Linked DNA regions of Homo sapiens: region 1 is linked to region 2. A link is an interaction called in ENCODE POLR2A ChIA-PET data of the cell type or tissue named here. Cell type or tissue: B cell. All regions are shown on one strand. Links, peaks and the distances in the headings refer to the core of each region. The heading gives the core; the rest is flanking DNA.

Region 1 (5,000 bases), core at 1-5,000, 280 kb after region 2:
TTGCTATGAACTTATCAGTCAGAATCCGTGTTTGTAGTTTTCACCGACGAATGCACATTTTTAATAAATGAACACCTGGAAGATACTGGGCAGCCCATGGAAGGCGGTCTGGATGCTGCACGGTAGCAGGTGTCTGCTTTGGTATTTAATGGGCAGTAGAGGGGTGGCTTAGGAACAAGATGTCTACTTAAAGAATGGAGCACAGTTAATGTTGAAGAGAAGATACTTTGCTTGTATTTTAGGAACACCTCATCAAAATGCAGAAGCAGAAACTGCAGATGCCCCCGCAGCCCCCACCGCCACAGGCCCAGTCTGCGCCCCCGCAGCCAACAGCCCAAGTGCAAGTGCAGACCTCGCAGCCGCCGCAGCAGCAGAGCCCCCAGCTCACGACGGTCACGGCCCCAAGGCCTGGTGCCCTGCTGACGGGCACCACCGTGGCCAACCTCCAGGTGGCCCGGCTCGTAAGTGTCAGTTTCTGTTTGTTTTCCAAAAGCAGCATCTTTTTATGTTTTAACACAGCTGTTGCGCTTGCTCAGGTGCGTGTCACGTGTTACAGGAGTGAGTGTGAGACGGGTTCTTTTCCCCGAGAACTTAGTACCCCTTGGACAGAGGACGGGACTCACCACTCGTGGAACATTAACACAGCAGCAGCTCCCAGAGCCCATCCAGGCATCACCAAGCTTCTCAGGGCTTGAATTGAGGGGGGTGGAGAGTGAGCGAGGTGAGATGCAGCCTGCGTGGCTTCCCTGTGCTGCTGAGGGACCCTGCAGGGACCAAGGCCTGTGTGGCTGGAGCAGAGGGCGCTGTGCATGTAAGCCGTAGGCATGGGCAGGTGGCGGTCTCTGAAGCTGCTCTCAGGTGACCGCTGTAGGCAGGGAGAGCATTTGGAGATTTCAGAAGGGACTAGCATCAGGCGCAAGTGCTGTCTGGGAAGACTGGCTCTCAGCAGGTGCCAGCGTCCCGGGGCAGGCAGCGTCACTGCACCGTGACTAGAGCTCAGCTAGGGGTACTGGTGACAGCTGCCCTGTTGGAGGCTCACCCTGAGCTAGACTTTGCCCTTCGTTCTCTTGTGTCTTTCACCTGGCCCAGTGCTCATGGACTGCCCCAGGCAGGGATAAGGGTCTTACTATTAATTCCATTTTACAGGTTAAGAAACTGAGGCATGTAGGCTAAGTTCCCACCCAAATCCCACAACCAATCAGCTGCAACTCAAGCTAGGATTTGGGGACCCAGGTGCTCAGGCTAAGCTGTGTGGGTGCTGGACCCCCACTTTGGGTCTTCCCTGGGAGGGGCTAGCCCTCCACAGCAGAGTGAGTAGAAGTGGATAAAAAACTACAGAAGGGTGCTTGGTTTCATTCATGTTCACAAAAATGCAAATTCACTGAGAAGGGTGGTAACACCTAGTGGTAGCCAGGGTACCGGGTTCTTGTTGGACAGGAATCAGTGGCCTCTTTTTGGAGAGGATTTTGGTAATTACGCTATGAAAATGTGCACGCTTATTTAACTAAACACCCCCTTATGTCCTGCAGAGATAACTGAACATTTACAAAGTGATGAATGTACAAGCTTGTTTGCTTCATGAGTGTTAGAGGAAATTAAATGTCCATTACTAAGAATTTCATTAAGTAAATGATGTATCATCCAAACAATGGAATATTAAGCAATTTTGAAAGTGGTTTTTTGTAAAGAGAAGAGAAACAGATTTCAAAATATTTATAATTCATGTCATTTTTGCACACTTTCACGGTGAGCCACACAGATATGAACAGTGGCTGAAGGCTAAATACCAGTTTTAATATTCAGATATGAGTAGTTTGAGGAGTGTGGGTAATTTTTACTTTGTATTTTCTTATGTAATCTTAGTCTCTATACATACAAAAATGGAAGTACTTCCATTTACCATTTTTTAAATGGTAACTTAAGAGAAAATGCGGGACGGGAGGCTGAGGCAGTCATTTTGAAGTGAGGGACAGGCTGATGTCGAGTGCTCGCTGAAGGAACAGGAAGTGAAAAGCCTTCTGTGGGAAAAACGGGACAGGATGCGGTTACTGGTTCAGGAGATGGAGGGAAGTGAAGGTGATGTCCCGTGAGATCACTGACATCTGAACGCAGCAGCATGTGTGATGAGCCTGCAGGTCTTGCGGGAGCTTCAGAAGCGCGGGCTGACCTGTGACTTGACATTTCCCTGCGGCGTGCAGATCTCTCAGTTTTCCTTTCCTGTTGGGCCACTTTAAACTTTGTTGATCTTTGTAAATTTTCTCATGGCATGACCTCTTGTGGAGAAGTATTTGGAAAGACATACCGTGTCCTGAATTTCTCTGGACTCTCCCATTATTTCTACTGTTTAGACCCGGGTTCCCACTTCTCAGCTGCAGGCGCAAGGGCAGATGCAGACCCAGGCACCCCAGCCAGCCCAGGTGGCCTTGGCGAAGCCTCCGGTGGTGTCCGTCCCGGCAGCTGTGGTCTCCTCACCGGGAGTCACCACCCTGCCCATGAACGTCGCGGGGATCAGCGTGGCGATCGGTCAGCCACAGAAGGCAGCAGGTGCCCGCCCCAGCACACCCTCCCGTCCTGGGCTTGAGCCTGGTTTCACAGGCCTCTCTGGTGGCAGTGGTCGCCAGCGACCCGTGTTCTTTCCTCACACCCACCCACTTGAGCGTGCCATCACGTGTTCTAGCACAAACGTGCCTTGGCGCTTTCCAGGCGCAAGGCTGGGTCCTCAATTGAACTGTTAACATTCTGAAATTTCCGTCTTAATTTAAGTGTAATTTGTGAACCCAGAAACATTTTAATGTAGTTAAGGGATGGCTTACTTGTCTCCATAGAGTTTCATAGTTTGTTATTTTCTGTAGAGGTGAGTCAGTTGGAACAGAGCTTGGCGTGAGCCTCAAGCTCTTTTCCCAGTGTGCTGACTAAGGGGCTTTTGCTGCCTGCAGGACAGACCGTGGTGGCCCAGCCCGTGCACATGCAGCAGCTGCTGAAGCTGAAGCAGCAGGCCGTCCAGCAGCAGAAGGCCATCCAGCCCCAGGCTGCACAGGGCCCGGCAGCCGTCCAGCAGAAGGTACCGGGGCTAGGGGATTCTCACTTCTGGGTCTATGCCAAGCCAAAGCTGGCTGCTGGAGGAGAGGGTCCTAAGCAGACAAATCCCCATGTGGCGGCTCACGCTTTTCAGAGGGTGGCTTCAAGGGCTGGAGGTGCTAGTGTGGTCATCCCTGTTGGTTTTTCCTTCCTTTAAAAGGTGAATGCTGTGTGTGATGTGACAAGTGAGGCTGAGGTCTTGGCAGGGGGATGGAGGGGGTATAGTCTGTGAGGATGGCTGGGTGCCAGGTAAGAAGCCTGCATGGCATTGGGACAGACACAGGGGGTGCAATTGCATGATGGGGGCCAGTGGGCTCAGGGAAGCAGACGCAGCTCACACCACAGGACCCGCCTGGACTCCTGCTGGAGGACAGGGATGCCGTACAGTCTGGACCCCAGACAGGGAATGTGGCCTCTGTGCATGTTGGTGGTGAAAGGGGAGATAAACACGCCAGGGCCCGACGTGGATGGGGGCGCAGCAGGGCACTGGGCTCCAAGGGCGTCTACAGTCTCAGCCAGCTCCCTGAGACGATACCTGTGCCTCTCAGCAGCCAGTGCTGTGTTGAAGGACGTGAGGGGGACACGGTGGTGAGACAGCTCTGCCTCCAGGGACTTCTGCTCGTGGTGGCTCATCGGTGGCACCCAGCCCAAGTCCCGGGCTTCGGATGGCTGGTGTGGGCCCTCAGACCCCACGTTCTGTTGGCACTGCTGTCTGGCTAGAGCTAGAAGGCGGGCTCTGATGGGAAGCCACATGGCTGTGTGGGGAGCTGCCCTGTTCCCTGAGCGCTGTGCTGGACCCCTGCAGGCACCTGGTGCTTATCCTCAAGACGGAGGATGTTGTCTTGAGGAAACTGAGGCTCAGAGAAAAGGACTTGCCCAGATCACAGGGCCAGTAAAAGGCAGCTGGCTGACTCCAGCAGGCCCAGGGTTCTTTGTGCCACACCACCTGGACACTGGCTGTGCTGTGAGCCGCTGCTACCTCCTGCAGAAGACCAGTGCCCAGGGGCCCTATGGGTGAAGCCCTGCTGGTGTGCAGCAATGGCATGCTCTGTGGGGAGCTGGAAGCAGAGCTGTCCTTTGGAACCCAGAGGGAGAGGGAGTGAGCACTGAGGGGACACAAAGCCGGGAGGCGCAGGGTGTCTGGGTAGTGCCACCAGCTCCGCCGTGGCCGGGTTCCAAAGACCAGCCTGCATCCCCACTTGGCACGACCGCTGCAGGGAAGTGCATGTCCTTTGGGTCGGGATGGTCACCTGCATTTATTTACCTCTGGAAGAAGGAGACAGTGCTGGGACTTACCTCCTGGGCCTGGTCAGCAGTCCCTGGGTGCGTCATGGTGGTCCATGGGCAGACGTGGCCATGCTGATGCACAGGTGGGTGTGGTCCCTCAGGCTTGAGCTGTGCTTGAGGGAGCAGTGGAGGGCTGCAGCTGAAGTGCTGGGCTGTGTGTTCCTACGATTGGACAAAACATCCTTAGATGTTAAAAACCCCTATTTACCCATAAGCATGGCTGATAAAGCAGATACGTAAACGTCAGATGTACACAATATGATCTGCAAAAATGGTGCATACCAGTTTGTTACCCCGTGTACTAAATATTTTCTTTATGTCTGCCAAGTTTTTACATTGGATTTGAGAGATTGTGATCGCTTTCAGTCACCTAAGTAGCAGCCCCGTGCAGGTGTGACAAGGGTGTCAGGGTGCCCCACCAGCCCGACTATTCAGGGAGCAGTGTCCCGGGTGGGGTGGGCTGCAGGCAACGGCCAGGCCTCCTGGAGGAGAAGCTGGCGGCCATGCCGCATGGGCAGAGGTAGGCCTGGAGGCAGCGGCAGGGATGGGACAGGGGGCAGGAGATGTGGGTATGCACAGGGTTGGTCTGGGAGGTAGGCTGGAAAGGGGCTGGGTTCTGCCATAGGGCCCAGAGC
Region 2 (16,181 bases), core at 5,254-10,253:
TCGTCACAGAACAAACTCCTTACTCGAGGGTGGAGTATGTGTCTCAGCTCTCCTTCTCTTCAGCTCTCTCTTTGTTTTCCTGGGGAAATCCCGGGCCTTGTTGAAAGGACCTGCAGCAGCTCTGACTTCCCGAACACTCACAGGTGCCCGTGTTGAGGTTCCCAATGGCGTCTTTCAGCCCCTGGGCCGGCTTGCTTTCTGCGCAGCGTGTGCTCCTGATGTAGAGGCCGTGGATACTGGCATTTTTTTAGTGCATCAGCTGATTTCTCTGGTGTCCACCCAGGGCTCGCCTCAGAGGATGTGCTCAGCTCGCAAACCTGTGTTCTTTGCTCTTTGCAGAATGGAAGCCCTCTCCCTTTCGGTGTGTATGGGAGAGGCCATAGCTAGGATGTTGAGCCTCTGAAGTTGTAAAGCTTACTACCTTTTTATTTATTGTATGTTTAATTTAAAGGATCATTTAGCATTGCTTGTGGGCAAATCCTGACTAATGCCAGAGTGGGGGTGTTCTTGGATATAGAGCTTGCTTTGTCATTGGACGTTTGTGTGTTAGAATTATGTAAGCAATAAAATATTTTAGCTGGGCACGGTGGTTCACGCCCGTAATCTCAGCACTTTGGGATGCTGAGGTGTGCAGTTCACTTGAGGCCAGGAGTTTGAGACCAGCCTGGCCAAAATAGCAAAACCCTTTCTCTACTAAAAATACAAAAAAAAAAAAAAAAATTAGCTGAGCATGATGGCACATGCCTGTAATCCCAGCTACTCAGGAGGCTGAGGCACAAGAATCACTTGAGGCCGGAAGGCGGAGGTTGCGGTGAGCTGAGATCACGCCACTGCACTCCACCCCGGCAACAGAGCAAGACTCTGCCTCAAAACAAACAAAAATAATAAAATATTTAAAAGTTTGACCTGAAAAATATTGTTACACTTAACAGAATTTTAAATGAGAAAGACCTTTTTGATAAGAACTGTCCCACAGTAAAGTGGATTTTTTTGCCAAAATGTCCCTGGAGATAATTTAGGCAGAGACTTAAAGATGAACCTCATAGCGGCCATCAGATCCCAAGGAGGAATTCATCCCTGCCCTCTTGCCCGCCGCACACCCACAACCAGGGAGGGGCATTAGAGAGCACAGTGTAAACGGAAACAGCAAGGAGGCTGAACAGAGGGCTGAGAAATCACCGTGCCATCATAAAGCAGCCAGCTCAAGTGGAAACTCATCTTAAATTGGGGCCTGCCCCACCAGGGCTCTGCTGAATTGCTTTTGATCTCAAAGCCAAAGCAAGAAGCATAACTGTAGAAGAATCGTTTCTACAGTGTTTTCCCGCAGCCAGTTGGCCTTGCCACAGCGGACCTAAGGAGAGGAAAGAAGGGAGGGAAGCCCCCTTACCACTTTGCCTTTCACAGATGCCGTCCTGCGCACACTGCCGCGGGCTGGGCTGGAGCTCTCCCCGGGGAGCAGCTGGGGGCAGCCTGGGAGACTGGGTCCCACCCCAGCACCTAACCTGAATTTCTTCGAGGCACAAAGGATAAATTGCAGATTTTTCACTGTGTCTAAAGGTGTGAAATGTTTAACAGCTATAATTTAAAATTCACTTGAAGTGAGGAGAGAGTGAGCTTTCTGGGTAAAGAGGGGCAGGCTGCAGGCCTATGCTGTTGAAGGGTGCTGTCTCCTGATCTGGTTCCGATGCGCTGTGGTGGAAATGTGTCAGCATGCATTGAAGATTCATATGCTCTTCTGTATGTATGTAACACTCAGATGGAGAGGTTTTAAAACATCAAAGGGGAGCCTAGACCTTCTTTAAAAATTATTGTCAGAGTAGTGCCGATACTCATTTAAAAACCTAACATCGGAGGTTTGAGGAATCTCTCCTCTGGTAGTTAAAACTGTTTTTTTTGTTTTTCCTTAAGAACTATTTTTTTTTATTATACTTTAAGTTTTAGGGTACATGTGCACAACGTGCAGGTTAGTTACATATGTATACATGTGCCATGTTGGTGTGCTGCACCCATTAACTCATCATTTAACGTTAGGTATATCTCCTAATGCTATCCCTCCCCGCTCACCCCACCCCACAACAGGCCCCGGTGTGTGATGTTCCCCTTCCTGTGACCATGTGTTCTCGTTGTTCAGTTCCCACCTATGAGTGAGAACATGCGGTGTTTGGTTTTTTGTCCTTGGTGATAGTTTGCTGAGAATGATGGTTTCCAGCTTCATCCATGTCCCTACAAAGGACATGAACTCATCATTTTTTATGGCTGCATAGTATTCCATGGTGTATATGTGCCGCATTTTCTTAATCCAGTCTATCATTGTTGGACGTTTGCGTTGGTTCGAAATCTTTGCTATTGTGAAGAGTGCCACAATAAACATACGTGTGCATGTGTCTTTATAGCAGCATGATTTACAATCCTTTGGGTATATACCCAGTAATGGGATGGCTGGGTCAAATGGTATTTCTGGTTCTAGATCCCTGAGGAATGGCCACACTGACTTCCACAATGGGTGAACTAAAAAGGAACGTATTTTTTCCCAGCGTAGCATCTCTAATACTCTAATACTGTGCTCCTCTTGTTGGCTCCGGCTGTCCACAGCCTGGGGGCTGGGAAGAGAGTGCTGCCTGTGGAAATGCTCGGGAACCAGAGGGTTCACTTTCTCCTTTTGCATCCTGGGAGGTGACAAGGAGGTCACTCTGGATAGCCACAGGAGGAGACTTTCTAAGAGATGGTTGCTGTGTTTGTTGGTGTGAGGGGCCCAAAGTTGAAATTTTATAGATATACATCTTCAATGTTCTGTTTTCCCTGTTAACACCCAGATTTTCCTTTTATTCTTAGGAATCCAGCACTACGCCCTGCCCTCTACTGACTGGAGGCAGGCCTCTGCCTACTTTAGAAGTTAAACCACCCGATAGGCCTTCGAGCAAAAGCAAAGATCCACCGAGAGAAGAAGAGAAAGAAAAGAAAAAGAAAAAGCACAAAAAAAGATCTCGAACAAGATCACGTTCTCCCAAGTACCATTCGTCATCCAAGTCCAGGTCTAGATCACACTCAAAAGCAAAGCATTCTCTTCCCAGTGCCTATCGGACAGTGCGGCGGTCGAGGTGGGTGTGAAGGGGGCAGCACCTCTGGTACCCTCATGACCCCCATGTCCTTCACAGGACACCCAGTAGAGCTAGGTAGAACGTTTAAAATCAGTGCCGCTTTCATTAAGCAGACGCGTGTATGCATGTGCATGTGTGCCCTGCAAGTCCAAGTAAGATCTTTTTCAGATTTTTGTTTGTTTTATACTTAACTTTTTCTTTTTTGAGACAGAGTTTTGTTCTTGTTGCCCAGGCTAGAGTGCAGTGGTGCGATCTTGGCTCACTGCAACCTCCGCTTCCCAGGTTCAAGTGATTCTCCTGCCTCAGCCTCCTGAGTAGCTGGGATTACAGGTGCCCACCACCACGCCTGGCTAATTTTTGTATTTTTAGTAGAGACGGGGTTTCACCGTGTCGGCCAGGCTGGTCTTAAACTCCTGACCTCAGGTAATCCACCCACCTTGGCCTCCCAGAGTGCTGGGATTACAGGCCTAAGCCACCGCGCAGGCCTATACTTAACTTTTCAAAGTTCATAAACTACTGCCAGGTTTTTAAAAATTGGTTTGTTTAAATTCTAATGGTTCCTGGAAGCAAGCCTACCACATTTGCCGATTGTGTGAAAGATTCACAGGGTGGTGTGCTGGGGGTCTTTTGTTTTATTTGTATAAGTGAAGTTTCCCATGCTAATTTGTCTCAAATGTGTAAAGTTGCAAGACAGGAGAACTCTTTAGCACTGGTTCTGGGTTTGGATTCTCTGCTCTGCACACGCACTCACCGGCACCGCACTCTGCACATACACTCACCGGTGCCACACTCTGCACACACTTCGTGTGGCACCGGTGAGCGTGTGTGCAGAGATGCAGCGACGGTGAGTGTGTGTGAAGAGGGCAGCGCGGATGAGTGTGTGTGAAGAGGGCGGCGCGGGTGAGCGTGTGTGAAGAGGGCGGCGCGGGTGAGTGTGTGTGAAGAGGGCGGCGCGGGTGGGTGTGTGTGAAGAGGGCGGCGCTGGTGCAGAATGTTTCCTCTCCACCCTCCCTCCAGGAGTCACTATTAAACCAAAGGCCTTCTTGATGAGGAGCCAGTTTTTCAGAAAGCAGGTTAACATTTCTGGCAGCAGAAATTAAAAATGTAAAAACATTTAAGAGTCACAGAATTTACATCTTGGTGAAAACCACTTTTTAAAAACAAAACAGTGGCTGACCTACAGGAGGTTGGCACAGCTTGCCCTGTTTTCAGAACCCCGTTACACCTTGGGTTCGCTGCTGAACACTGGCTGACTCTCCTCGGTTTCTCTAACGCCGCACTGACTGTGCTCATCTAGTTTTTCTTCTGGAATTGGTGTTAGCTCTTATGTTTCTGTGGGAAAAATACACATGCCTTGGGAGCTTTACGGGCTTTTTAAGTGTAATTTTACACATTTGCCTCTCTGAATATATCCTAAAAACAATATGCTTGCTTTCTTTACTTATTTATTTATTTATTCATTTATTTATTTAGAGACGGAGTTTTTGCTCTTGTTTCCCAGGTGGGAGTGCAATGGCACGATCTTGGCTCACTGCAACCTCTGCCTCCCAGGTTCAAGTGATTCTTCTGCCTCAGCCTCCCAAGTAGCTGGGATTACAGGCATGTGCCACCACGCCCAGCTAATTTTGTTTTTTTAGTAGAGATTGGGTTTCACCATGTTGGCCAGGCTGGTCTCGAACTCCTGACCTCAGGTGACCCACCCACCTCAGCCTCCCACAGTGCTGGGGTTACAGGCGTGAGCCACTGTGCCCAGCCTGCTTTCCTTATTTTTACCCTGGCCAACACTTAAAGTTTGACAAGCATTTACACTCCTCTGCAGTGAAATTGGATTTGACTCCATGATAAATCAATTTGATCTTTCACTCTACATTTTTGCGAGTGTTTTAAACGTTTCATCACTTCATACCCTTATACACGCAAAAAAGAAACCTTGCTATTTTCTAATCAAATGAACAGTTTTGCTAATATATCTTCAATTTTTGAAGGCTCCCAGGAACTTGTATTGTATATCGAAGCTTTTTAAAAATTTCTCATTTGAGGCCAGGCACAATGGCTCACACCTGAAATTCCAGTGCTTTGGGAAGCCAAGATGAGAGGATCACTTTGAGGCCTGGAGTTCAAGACTAGCTTTGGCAACATAGTGAAAACCTATCTCTACAAAATATTTTTTTTTAATTAGCCAGGCATGGCAGTGGATGCTTTGAACTCCTGAGCTCAAGCGTAGAGTCTGAGGTGGAAGGATTGCTTGAGCTGAGCTCAGGAGTTTGAGGCTGCAGTGAGCTATGATCACGCCACTGCACTCCAGCCTGGGTGACAGAGCGAGACCTTGCCTCTAAATGCAATTAAATGATTAAAATAAAAAATTTCCCACTTGAATATGTTTCTTACGACATTACATAGCTGAAGATAGGCATAAACAAGCCCTCCTAGTAACCACATTCAGTAAAATTCTTCCCAATTTTCCTTTTCTACAGGCTCAAAAGGAAGCATAATTCCTTCCTAAATCCCAAACCTTGGGGGACCGATCATTGTAAGAGCTGTTCATGGTGTTTCTTTAGCGTAAGAAATTAGCTCAGCTTTCATGTGGGGAGTTTTTGCAAACACAGCGGATGTGATGTCTGATATTTCCGGGTATCCTACCATTCACCTCTAAAGACAGGTGATGCCGTGGCCCCCAGCTTTTCCCACATTGGCATATTCAGAGCTGAAAGGCTTCACCTAACACTTGGAATTTCAGGTTTCTAAGTTGTACATCCTTTTTGTTGACTGGTCTATAGTAGAAAAGGTCATTTTACATATTATTTGAATGATTTATTTTAGAATCGATTTAGAGTTACATATTTTTGAATAATTTAGAATAGCTTTAGTTACATATTACTTCACATATGCAAATATATCTTATTATTTTTTTTTTTTTTTTTTTTTTTGAGACAGAGTCTCGCTGTCGCCTAGGCTGGAGTGCAGTGGCGCGATCTCTGCTCACTGCAAGCTCTGCCTCCCGGGTTCACACCATTCTCCTGTCTCAGCCTCCCGAGTAGCTGGGACTACAGGCGCCCGCCACCTCGCCCGGCTAATTTTTTGTATTTTTAGTAGAGACGGGGTTTCACCGTGTTAGCCAGGATGGTCTCGATCTCCTGACCTCATGATCCACCCGCCTCGGCCTCCCAAAGTGCTGGGATTACAGGCGTGAGCCACCGCGCCCGGCCTATATTATTTTTATATATTCACTGCTGACAAGTCCAAGAAGCAAAATCCTACTCATTTGTTTGTAACTTTCAGTTAAAAGAAAAAATTAAGGTAAAAGTTACCTGAGTGTGGTTTCCACCGTGATGGTAGGCTACCAATTTTAATCCGACCTACGTTTAAAACACTTTACAGCGTCAGCAGAGCAAAGTGTTTCCAGAACACTCCAATTTTTAATTAGTCTCCATGGCCAAGGAGGTAGTATCTACATACTTCTAGTTAATTTTAGTTAAATAAGGGATTTAAAAGCATTTGATTTTGCAACTGAGACAAAATATGAAGGCAAAGTGCAAGCTTATTATAAAATGAAAATAATATTATAAAACAAAACCTTCCAGGTGTTGGATTGTCTAGCAAGTTCTACCGTGGGTGCTGGCCCCTGGCATTGGTTCCCCTCCACAGGGCCAAGGGCATAGCTGGGTGCAGAGACCGGCAGTGCCGTGGTCTCTGGAGTCTGAGGACATAAGTTAAACAAGCTAGTCAAGCCCCAGATGCTTGGGAGGCAGAGGCAGGAGGATTCCTTGAGCCCAGGAGATCGAATCTAGCCTGATCAACATATTCTCTATGACAAAAGAACAAGAAGAAGAAGAAGCTGGTGGTTTCTCACCATAACCTTTTCTTGTGGAATTCTGCCTCAGCTCTTCTGGGAACAGTGAGTGCGTGTTTTATTTAGTAGGATTGCATTTTTCTAAACTGGCTGCAAACCTGCCTCCTCCATCCAAGCTCTGCCAGCAATAATCATTTCCAGGGATCCAAGTGGCTTTAAAATGCAAGTTAGAAATGGGAGGGGTGGTGATCTCCTCAGTAATATGAATTATTGGAGTATAAAAGATAACTAAATTTTAACCAAAATATTGAAAGTGTTAATGCTGTTGTTATCAGATAGAATAAACTGTTACAAACGCAGCCTCCACTCAGAATGGATCGGACTTGTCACTTGGGCCTGAACAGACCTAATTGATCATTTTTCATGACTGCTGCCAGCCCACAGTAGAATACCGCAGTTGTTAATATTTCTAATTGGGTAGGATGCTACATGGAATGTATTTTGTTTTATATATTAAATTACTAAAATTCTATATAAAATACAGAAAGTTAAGATTAGAAAGCCTTCTTACAGCACAACGAATATTTATTTAATGGCTATACTGTTCCTGTGGTTGAAGTCCCATGTATTTAGTATGTCTAAGTTATGGGCGACTCTGGATCTCCAAAGGCAAATTAGTCATGGAAGAATCTTTAGTTTTGGAAAATCACTATGTTGCTTCTCAAAAAGTATACTAGTTACGACAAGGTAGTATTTAGTGTCTTTTACATCAACATTGAGGCTGGCACGGTGGCTCACGCCTATAATCCCGGCTCTTAAGGAGGCTGATGCAGGTGGATCACCTGAGGTCAGGAGTTTAAGGCCAGCCTGGCCAACATGGTAAAACCCCATCTCTACTAAAAATACAAAAATCAGCCAGGCGTGTTGGTGTGCGCCTATAATCCCAGCTACTCGGGAGGCTGAGGCAGGAGAATTGCTTGAACCCGGGAGGTGGAGATTGCAGTGAGCCAAGATCGTGTCACTGCTCTCCAGCCTGGGCAATAGAGCAAGACTCCGTCTAAAAAAAAAAAAAAAAAAAGATTAAAGTAAAATACTTTTATTGTCTGTTTTCATTTGTATTTTGATATTGTATCTGGTTCTCTATGTTAATGGAATGAAGAAGTACTCATGTAGTTCATTTACAACCTGAAATTAAATTTTAATAAGTATCAGCTTGAAACTAAGTTTATTTTTAAAACTTTTGCTAAGATAGTCTCTTGTGTTCATTTAGTTATCTAAATGCATCTTCAGAGTTAGCCTGGGCTTCTGGGAGTTCTAGATAGATCTTTGAATGTTGTCATTTTAAGATATCTTCCAGTATAGAGAGCTATATGATAAAAATATATTTCTGGCCGGGCGTGGTGGCCCACGCCTATAATCCCAGCACTTTGGGAGGCTGAGGCAGACGGATCATGAGGTTGAGACCATCCTGGCTAACACGGTGAAACCCCGTCTCTACTAAAAATACAAAAAATTAGCCGGGCGTGGTGGTGCCTATAGTCCCAGCTGCTCAGGAAGCTGAGGCAGGAGAATGGCGTGAACCCGGGAGGCGGTGCTTGCAGTGAGCCAAGATCGCGCCACTGCACTCCATCCTGGGCAACAGAGTGAGACTCCGTCTCAAAAAAAAACATTTTATATATATATATATATATATATATATATAATTCTTTGTAGAAATTAGCTCCCTAAATACTTGGGGTTGGTGAAGGAGACTGGGGATTTGGAAGACTTTTCTTAGGAGTCTTGTTTAGCATTCAGAAGGGACTCAGGCCACACTGGGTTTCTATTTTAGGTTGAAAGTTGTGGCTCCTCACTGCCCTTTTTACCCACAATAAATTGCATAGCAAATCCGTAAAAGCGATGACTCATCTCCTAATCCTGCCCCTTAAAGGGGGAAACCAGATGCTTGCAGTTCCCCAAGTGGTAGTGTTGATCATGCCAAGGTGAGGACCGTCGTTCCATCCCTTGCAAAGTGAATCAAAGTGAATTGTAGCCAAACACAGATAAGACCAGAGGGTGTCTGCACTGAGCAGTCCAGGAAGGAGGGGAGCTGCAGTGGCTGTCACCGGGCTGGGACACGAGGAGGAATTGCAGGTGAAATCAGATCCAGTTTCAACTTGAGGAAAATTCAGCCCCGGGAGCTGCTGGTAGAGCCCAGACCTTGATGCTGAGTCATCTGCACAGAGAATTCCGTGACAGAAAGGCCGTGGGTAGAGACGTGAATGGAGGAAGTGGAGTAGATGAAATGGTTAAATGTTGGAGAAAAGAGGCTATTTATGAATATGACCACTGTCATTCAGATAAAATTTCTGGACTGTTATCATTGAAAAAAGTCTCATTATGTTTCTATTTGAAAGCAAACCATTATGCTTTTTTGAGGAAAAAAAAAAACTGTGAGTCACGTTATGCTTGCAAGTGTTTAATTCAGACCATTTCATCTTTAAGAAGGCCCCTGGTCACATTATACGGATGATTTGCTTATTAAATGGAACTCCTGTTTCTTGCACCATGTTGTGGGGTCAATATGAGAAGCCTAATTAACAGAATAAAAAGCATTAAAGCTTCTTTAGCTAAAGTCAAACTTAGAGAATTGTCTAATGGTATGTAGCCCCTCGTTCTAAGATGGGCGTTTTCCCCAGATAACTTGAAAATCTACTGGTAACAGCCACTTCCCTTTAAAGAATTCTATTACTAATAGCCATGACAAAATGGTATTGTATTTCAAAGTTAAGAATTTGCAGGCCTTAAAAACTAACTTATTTTTCCTGATTATTGAGTTTATTGTAGAATTCTACGTGTAAGCATTCCCCAGCCGCTATAGCTTTGAATAAGCAGAGCTTTTTTCAGAGTTCTGGTAGCGCCCAGCCCAGCACCTTTTATTCTGAATGTGAAGTGTGTGCCTCCGTGTCACAGAGTCACAGCCTCCCCAGGGACGCTGCGCGCGGAGCCCTGTCAGAGCAGCGCGTCAGTGACAGCGGCAGCCGAGCCAGGAAGTTATCAGGCAGCCTCGACCACCACCAGATTTGACTCCGCGAGCTCTTTTGAGGGAAAACCTGGTAAAACGTCAAGGTGTCTAACTGACCTCGCCTTTATCATCTGTTCTGTAAATCTTAGGAAAGGTCTGGGAAAAAATCAAAACGATTCTGTCCGTTAAAGGGCAGCCACTCCTGGCCCTCCAGGATGCCGGGGTCTGAGTGATCCCGAGCTGATCTGCAGAAGCACAGCCTGTGGCATTTGCGGTTTATTGTCATGAAAATGATTCAACGTAGAACTTTTTCAAATGGCAAAATCAAACCGCTCTTCTTTATATTGTTTTTGAATGAGTTGTCATGGAAACAAAATGGAAATAAATGGTGTTTTTTTTCCAGATTTGTGCTCATTGCAGGTCTTCCCAAAATAGTAGCTTTACTGAATGAACAAAGAACTAAAATGAAGGTCCCAAACTCATCGCTAAGGGGCCTCCACTAAAGAGCATCACCCCTGGAGGGGCGCGGGTCTCAGGGTCCTTGGCCGCGTGTGGATTATGTCACCACAGGAGAGGGACGAGTCCTTTCCAGGCACATGAGGAGGAGGAATCAGTGTTAATGGGTGGCTTTGCATCTGTGAAATCGCATAAACTTAAGTTAGCTGAAGCTGTCGTGAGACTGGCATTTCCAAATTGGATTGAAGGTTTCAGGCTTCATGCCAGCGCACCACAGCCTGTTCCTGAGTATCTGTGCTGAGAGGCTGTAAGATTAGTGTGAACAGGAGAAATTTCCAGGTAGGCCTCTAGCTTCATTACCGTTGGGTTTCTTACTGCCGGTATTCAGACAGGTAGACATGACTCGCTGGAGTTTGATTGCCTTTTCTTACCTCATGTTGGTAGAAACATCAATGAGCTGAAATGTATAGGGAGATAAAATGGGCAGAGGCAGGAGGAAGGAAGAGGAAGCGCCAGCCTGAGGTGGTCATGAACTGCATACTCAGACCGTGGCTCATGGGGAATTGGTTGCCATTGACCACGTGAAGCAGCTCCAGCCTCCACGCCAGTTGCATGTTGGTTAAAAGTTTGTCCTTGGTGCGATAAGTGTGTGGAACGGGAGAGAGACCATCTCTGCCTCTGAGATTGGATTCGGGTTTCAGTTCGTTGTCGGTAAAGTAGTGAAGTGTGGCAGGGGTTCTCTGAAGCCTCAGGGTCTACACAGGCACCACCCTGAGGAGCAGCCTCTGCAGACGGGGCCTGATCTCTGCCAGGGCAGTAGGAAGCATGACACGTCCCGCCAGCCAGGCCACAGAGCTGAACACTGCCTCCTCCCCTGTCCAGGTCCCGCTCCCGGTCCCCTCGGAGGAGAGCCCACTCCCCTGAGAGACGGAGGGAAGAGAGGAGTGTGCCCACTGCCTACCGCGTGAGCCGCAGCCCTGGGGCCAGTAGGAAGCGGACCCGCTCCAGGTAGGCCACTGGGTGTGCACGCAGGTGCTGGATGTGGGCCAGGTTTCCCTGGGTGGAAAGGGCGTCTGAAGGTCGGGTATCTGTGAGCAGAGCTGTGGATGACCAGAGGGAGGTGCTGAGTCCCCCACCACCCCCCCACCCCCAGTGGCATGGCCATCACTGTTGACACTTGATCACACTGAGCTCCTGTGTCTGGTGGGCGGGGGTCACTTACCCACCGGGGCTCTGCACGGCCTGGCTTCGTGTCCAGCTTTCCACTGTGCTGGTACCTCGGCTGGGTCCACATGCAGCTGCTGCCCCTCTACCTGCTGGTGGAGAGGACAGGAAGGCACAAACAGAAGGAAAATGCAAGCTTCCGGTCCTAAAGCCTCCTGGTCTCAAGGGCAGTCACTGTGGTTGCCTGGCTGCTGTGTGACGGTGACTACGGCCCAGGCTGGAGCTCCCAGGAGAGGCCACAGAGTCCTGTTGGGGCCTAGAGGGCAGGGAGCATCCATCGCTTACCTCTTGACCACTAAGGAGAGCCTGTCTTGGTTGGAGCAGGAGATGGAGGGAGGTTAGCATTCATGTTCATCAAGTAGAAGCCCCAGCCGTGGTGCCTGGCAGGGCCTCTGACAGCCCAGGGTGCCACGGGCTCACCCCTCACTCAGTGCCTGGCACTCAGTAGAGGTTCCACCTTTCACTTCAGGAAATAGGTCCACCATCTGTCCGCTCACCCCGGCTTCCAGTAGCTGTGGACGGCCACCTCCATTGGTGCCGCCAGTGAGCACTACCCTCTCGGCCGTGGGGGTGCCATCTCACGAGCGCCTCCTCTGGTTCTCACCCACTGATGTCACCACCCAGTGCCTTGCGTGGGGCAGCCGTGCATTTCCACTCTTTCCAAGCACAAGGAGCTTGTTTTGTGTCCCCATGTGGAGTTCGTGCAGCCTCCTGGCTGTGTGGGTGGACCGTGTCTGCGTCTGGAGCTACACAGAGAAGGATGGAGCATTGCACATCGTAGCCTTGAGCTTCATAACACGGCACTGCTAAGTGCATGGGGGTCAGGACACTCAGGGTCCCAGAGCCTTCCAGAGGACGAGCCTTACATTGCCAGGATCACCCACACACTGGGACCCTCCTGCTCCTGGGACGGATGGTCCCAGCCATCACCCACACTGCCTAGCCACAAGGCACACACTAGGCAGAGAGCCACAGCAGGTCCTCCCCACAGCACCCTGGGCAAGAAGACCGTGCTGCGGTTGGCCTAGTACCACGGTTCCCTCCGTTGACAAGATGTGATTTTTTTCTTAAAACAGAAAAATTAGCAAAGGAACTATAAAGCGGATAGATACCAGCAATGTTTCATGTACACCTGGCTCTGTTTATAAATTACATTTTGTTCCTTAGTAATCCTACACTGAGCATTCATGTCTGCTCTCATACAATCTGATGAAAATTAAAATGTTAGCATCCATCCCTTAAACAAGTAATTTCACATCAGAAATTCACCATCACCTTTGGTATATGTGAAGGGCATGGTTAGAAATTAATTCCGTCTCAACAGAAGAGGCCTTGCTTTGCCTTCACATTAACCTTTGCTTTAAGAGAGACCTCGTGTGAGCAAGTAGTGATTGTATCTGGAAGTAGCAGCGTCCTGATGGCCAGCCAGCACACTCAGACGCCAGACTCGCGTGACCTGCTGACATTCTCACCGAGCACTAACAGGTCACACAAGAGAAGCAAAGGGTTAGACTCAGTGCAGTGCTGAGCCCTGAGCTGCCGTGCCCAGACAGACGGAATTAAACCTGCAAACCAAAGTCTGCGGAGTGTTAAACTGTGATTCACTAGGAACTCAATAGAGGTGAATACGTGTGTAATTACTGGTTAATTTTGTATTCTTAATTACAAGCCCCCAGTTAGTCTATAAATCCAGAATATGGGTTTGGTTTTGTTTTCTTTTGGGGGCGTTTTTTTTTTTTGAGACAGGGTCTCACCCTGTTTCCCAGGCTGGAGTGCAGTGGCGTAATCACAGCTCACTGCAGCTTCTACCTCCTGGGCTCAAGCCATCCTCCCACCTCAGCCTCCTGAGTTGCTGGGGCCACAGGCTGTCACCACCATGCCTGGCTGGCTGCTCTCAAGCTCCTGGCCTCGAGTGATCAACCTGCCTCAACCTCCAAAAGTACTGGGATTGCAGACATGAGCTCCCATGCCTGGTACAGAATATGTTTTATTAGCAATCATTATATTAATCCTACAGCCAGCCCGTGTCCCTGTCTCAGAGCGGGCGTCCACTTCCTTGCTGTGGCTTAGTGCACATAATTCAGCTACCAAGTTGCTGTCACTTTAATGCTGTGACAGCACCAGACCAAACCCAGGGAAATGCCCACTACCGAGATTTGCTGCTTTTTTTCTTTTTCTTTTTTATTTTTATTTGAGATAGGGTCTCACTCCCATTGCGCTGGCTGGAGTGCAGTGGCACAATCTCAGCTCACTGCGGCCTCAACCTCCTGGGTTCAACTCGTCCTCCCACCTCAGCCTCCTGTGTAGCTGAGACTACAGGCACATGGAACCATGCCCAGCTAATTTTTTGTATTTTTAGTAGAGACAGGGTTTTGCCATGTTGCCCAGGATGGTCTCAAAATCCTGAGCTCAAGCAGTCTGCCTATCTCAGCCTCCCAAAGTGCTGGCATAAACCACCATGCCCGGCCCTGAAGGGTCATTTCTGTAAACTGATTATTGCCTGATTCTTTCACTGACTTCTCACTTGGAAACTTTTTTAACTTATAGGCAAGTTTTTAAAATAGTACAATGGGGCCAGATTCAGTAGCTCACACCTATAATCCCAGCACTTGGAGGCCAAGATAGCAGGATCACTTGAGCTCAGGAGTTGGAGGCTGTAGTGTGGGCTGTGATCGTGCCTGTGAATAGCCACTGCACCCCCCACCTGGGTAACAGAGTGAAACCCTCTCTTTCAAAAAAAAGTGTACAATAAACACCCATATGCATAAAATCTGTAGCTCAGTTCCACAAGAGCTGACATTTTGCCACATTGCTCTCTCTCACCCCTTCCCATCCCGCCCATCCCATCCACTCCCCTCCCTCCCTCCTCCGTTCGTGTGTGTATTTCATGACCTTGGCATTCCTGAGAATTCCAGGCCAGCTCCACTATAGATGGTCCCACAGTTGGGCTTCGTCTTGCTGTGTCCCCGTGGCTGGGTTCAGGGCAAATGTTTTGGCTGCGTAGGCGACATTGCGTAGCTTCCCATTGCATCACAGATCAGGACACACAGAAGTGTCCATTTGTCCCATCATTCATGATGCTAAGTTTGACCACTTGATTAAGTCTGCATCTGCCCCTTCGTCTCCCCACCAGCGAGGAATCCAGGAGGTGACACTGAAGCAGCGCGGCTCTCCTGCTCCCAGCAGCTGTCTTCTCATTTGTCTCAGCATCCCTGGGTGACCCCTGCCTGAATCAGTTCTTACACTGCTGACTGCAAAATAGTGACTTTCCCCCTCTCTTCTTCCTTCTGTGTTTATGCTGAAGACCCTGCCCCTTTGTTTAAATCTCACCGTGGACTCAGGAGCATTTTTGGTTTTGATTTTTTATTTGTTGTGTGATAATCCATTGCTATTATTATTCTATTAGATGGTGACATTGTCTCCAGTTTGGCCAGTGGCAACCCTTCCAAGTCAGTTCTGTTCTTTTGACACCTCCCATAGTTCTTTGCATTCTTGCGTTTGGTACAAGATGTTCCAGGTTTACTGGGCATTTTCCCTGCTCCAGCCCTGGAATCTACCATTTCTTCAAGGACCTCTGGTTCCTTTTAGTGAATATTTGAAAATCCAGATGTGGACGTATGAGGAATTTTTAGGAGTAAAATTTGGTACAGTGTGGAAATATATAAAACAACATTCATGAAAGTTATTTTGAGTATGTCATAAAAGTGTTTTTCAGCCAGGCACAATGGCGGGCACCTACAGCCGCAGCTACTTGGAGGGCTGAGTGGATCTCTTGAGCCTAGGAGTTCACATCCAGGGCTTTTCACAAGAATATTGACCAAATCTTCTGGTAGCACACTTCAACAAGATGTCCCGGTTATCTTATTGTAGCAAATACAATGAATGATTAGTTACAAGTTTTTCCCATTGAGTTTCTAGTACTTAACACTGCACGAGGCACATGGACAACTGTTTGTTGAGTGAGTGAATGGGAGTTCACTGCTGCAGTAAAGATCTGCCTTTATACATGAAATGTTAATTCCAGGTAGACTTTGCTAAGCGAAGGATGCATAACCTAATTCCCTAGAGCAACCACTAAAAACAAAAATGTAGCTAAAAAGCCAATAGCAGATATAAAGTAGGATTCTAGATGCTTTCTTAAATTCATGAAACAGCAGAAAAGGGCAGGTGGGGGAAAGAACAAATGGGACAAATAAAAACAAGATTGTAGACTTAAAACCATCTGTAAAATAATTACATTAAATGTAAGAAGACTAAAGACTAGTTAAAAGGCAGTGATTGTGGAGTGGATTAAAGAGCAAGACCTGGCCTGGCGCGGTGGCTCATACCTGTAATCTCAGCACTTCAGGAGGCCAAGGCAGGTGGATCACCTGGGGTCAGGAGTTCAAGACCAGCCTGGCCAACATGGTGAAACCCCGTCACTACTAAAAATATAAAAATTAGGTGTGGTGGCAAGTGCCTGTAATCCCAGCTACTCGGGAGGCTGAGGCAGGAGAATTGCTTGAACCTGGGAGGCGGAGGCTGCAGTGAGCCAAGATCGTGCCACTGCACTCCAGCCTGGGTGACAAAGTGAGACTCTATCTCAAAGAAAAATAAACGAAACTTTTCC

What was found. ChIA-PET counts read pairs that join two places held together with the same protein. Peaks named below come from ENCODE experiments on the same cell type or tissue, not always from the same donor. Only the 100,000 strongest peaks of a DNase experiment are listed, where the experiment ranks them.
Region 1: POLR2A ChIA-PET joins it to region 2 with 7 read pairs; 2 of 35 experiments call an interaction of 5 or more read pairs at or near these places.

What each region holds. Positions count from the first base shown.
Region 1 is chr12:132,064,426-132,069,425 of GRCh38, forward strand. It overlaps EP400 (E1A binding protein p400), which reads left to right. Exons shown (of 53, transcript NM_015409.5): 48 at 243-461; 49 at 2,349-2,544; 50 at 2,937-3,061. Among named protein-coding and RNA genes, the nearest start is that of SNORA49, 36 kb to the left of the region's middle. In B cell, for the core only: CTCF peaks have their summits at 452 (motif pointing right) and 662; DNase peaks (open chromatin) are centred at 326, 1,393 and 2,046; H3K4me3 peaks cover 628 bases; H3K27ac peaks cover 2,858 bases.
Region 2 is chr12:131,775,233-131,791,413 of GRCh38, forward strand. It overlaps SFSWAP (splicing factor SWAP), which reads left to right. Exons shown (of 18, transcript NM_004592.4): 14 at 2,833-3,098; 15 at 11,231-11,356. Among named protein-coding and RNA genes, the nearest start is that of MMP17, 45 kb to the right of the region's middle. RefSeq lists enhancers at 9,475-10,674, 12,130-12,630. In B cell, for the core only: no CTCF peak of the experiment used is centred there; no DNase peak of the experiment used is centred there.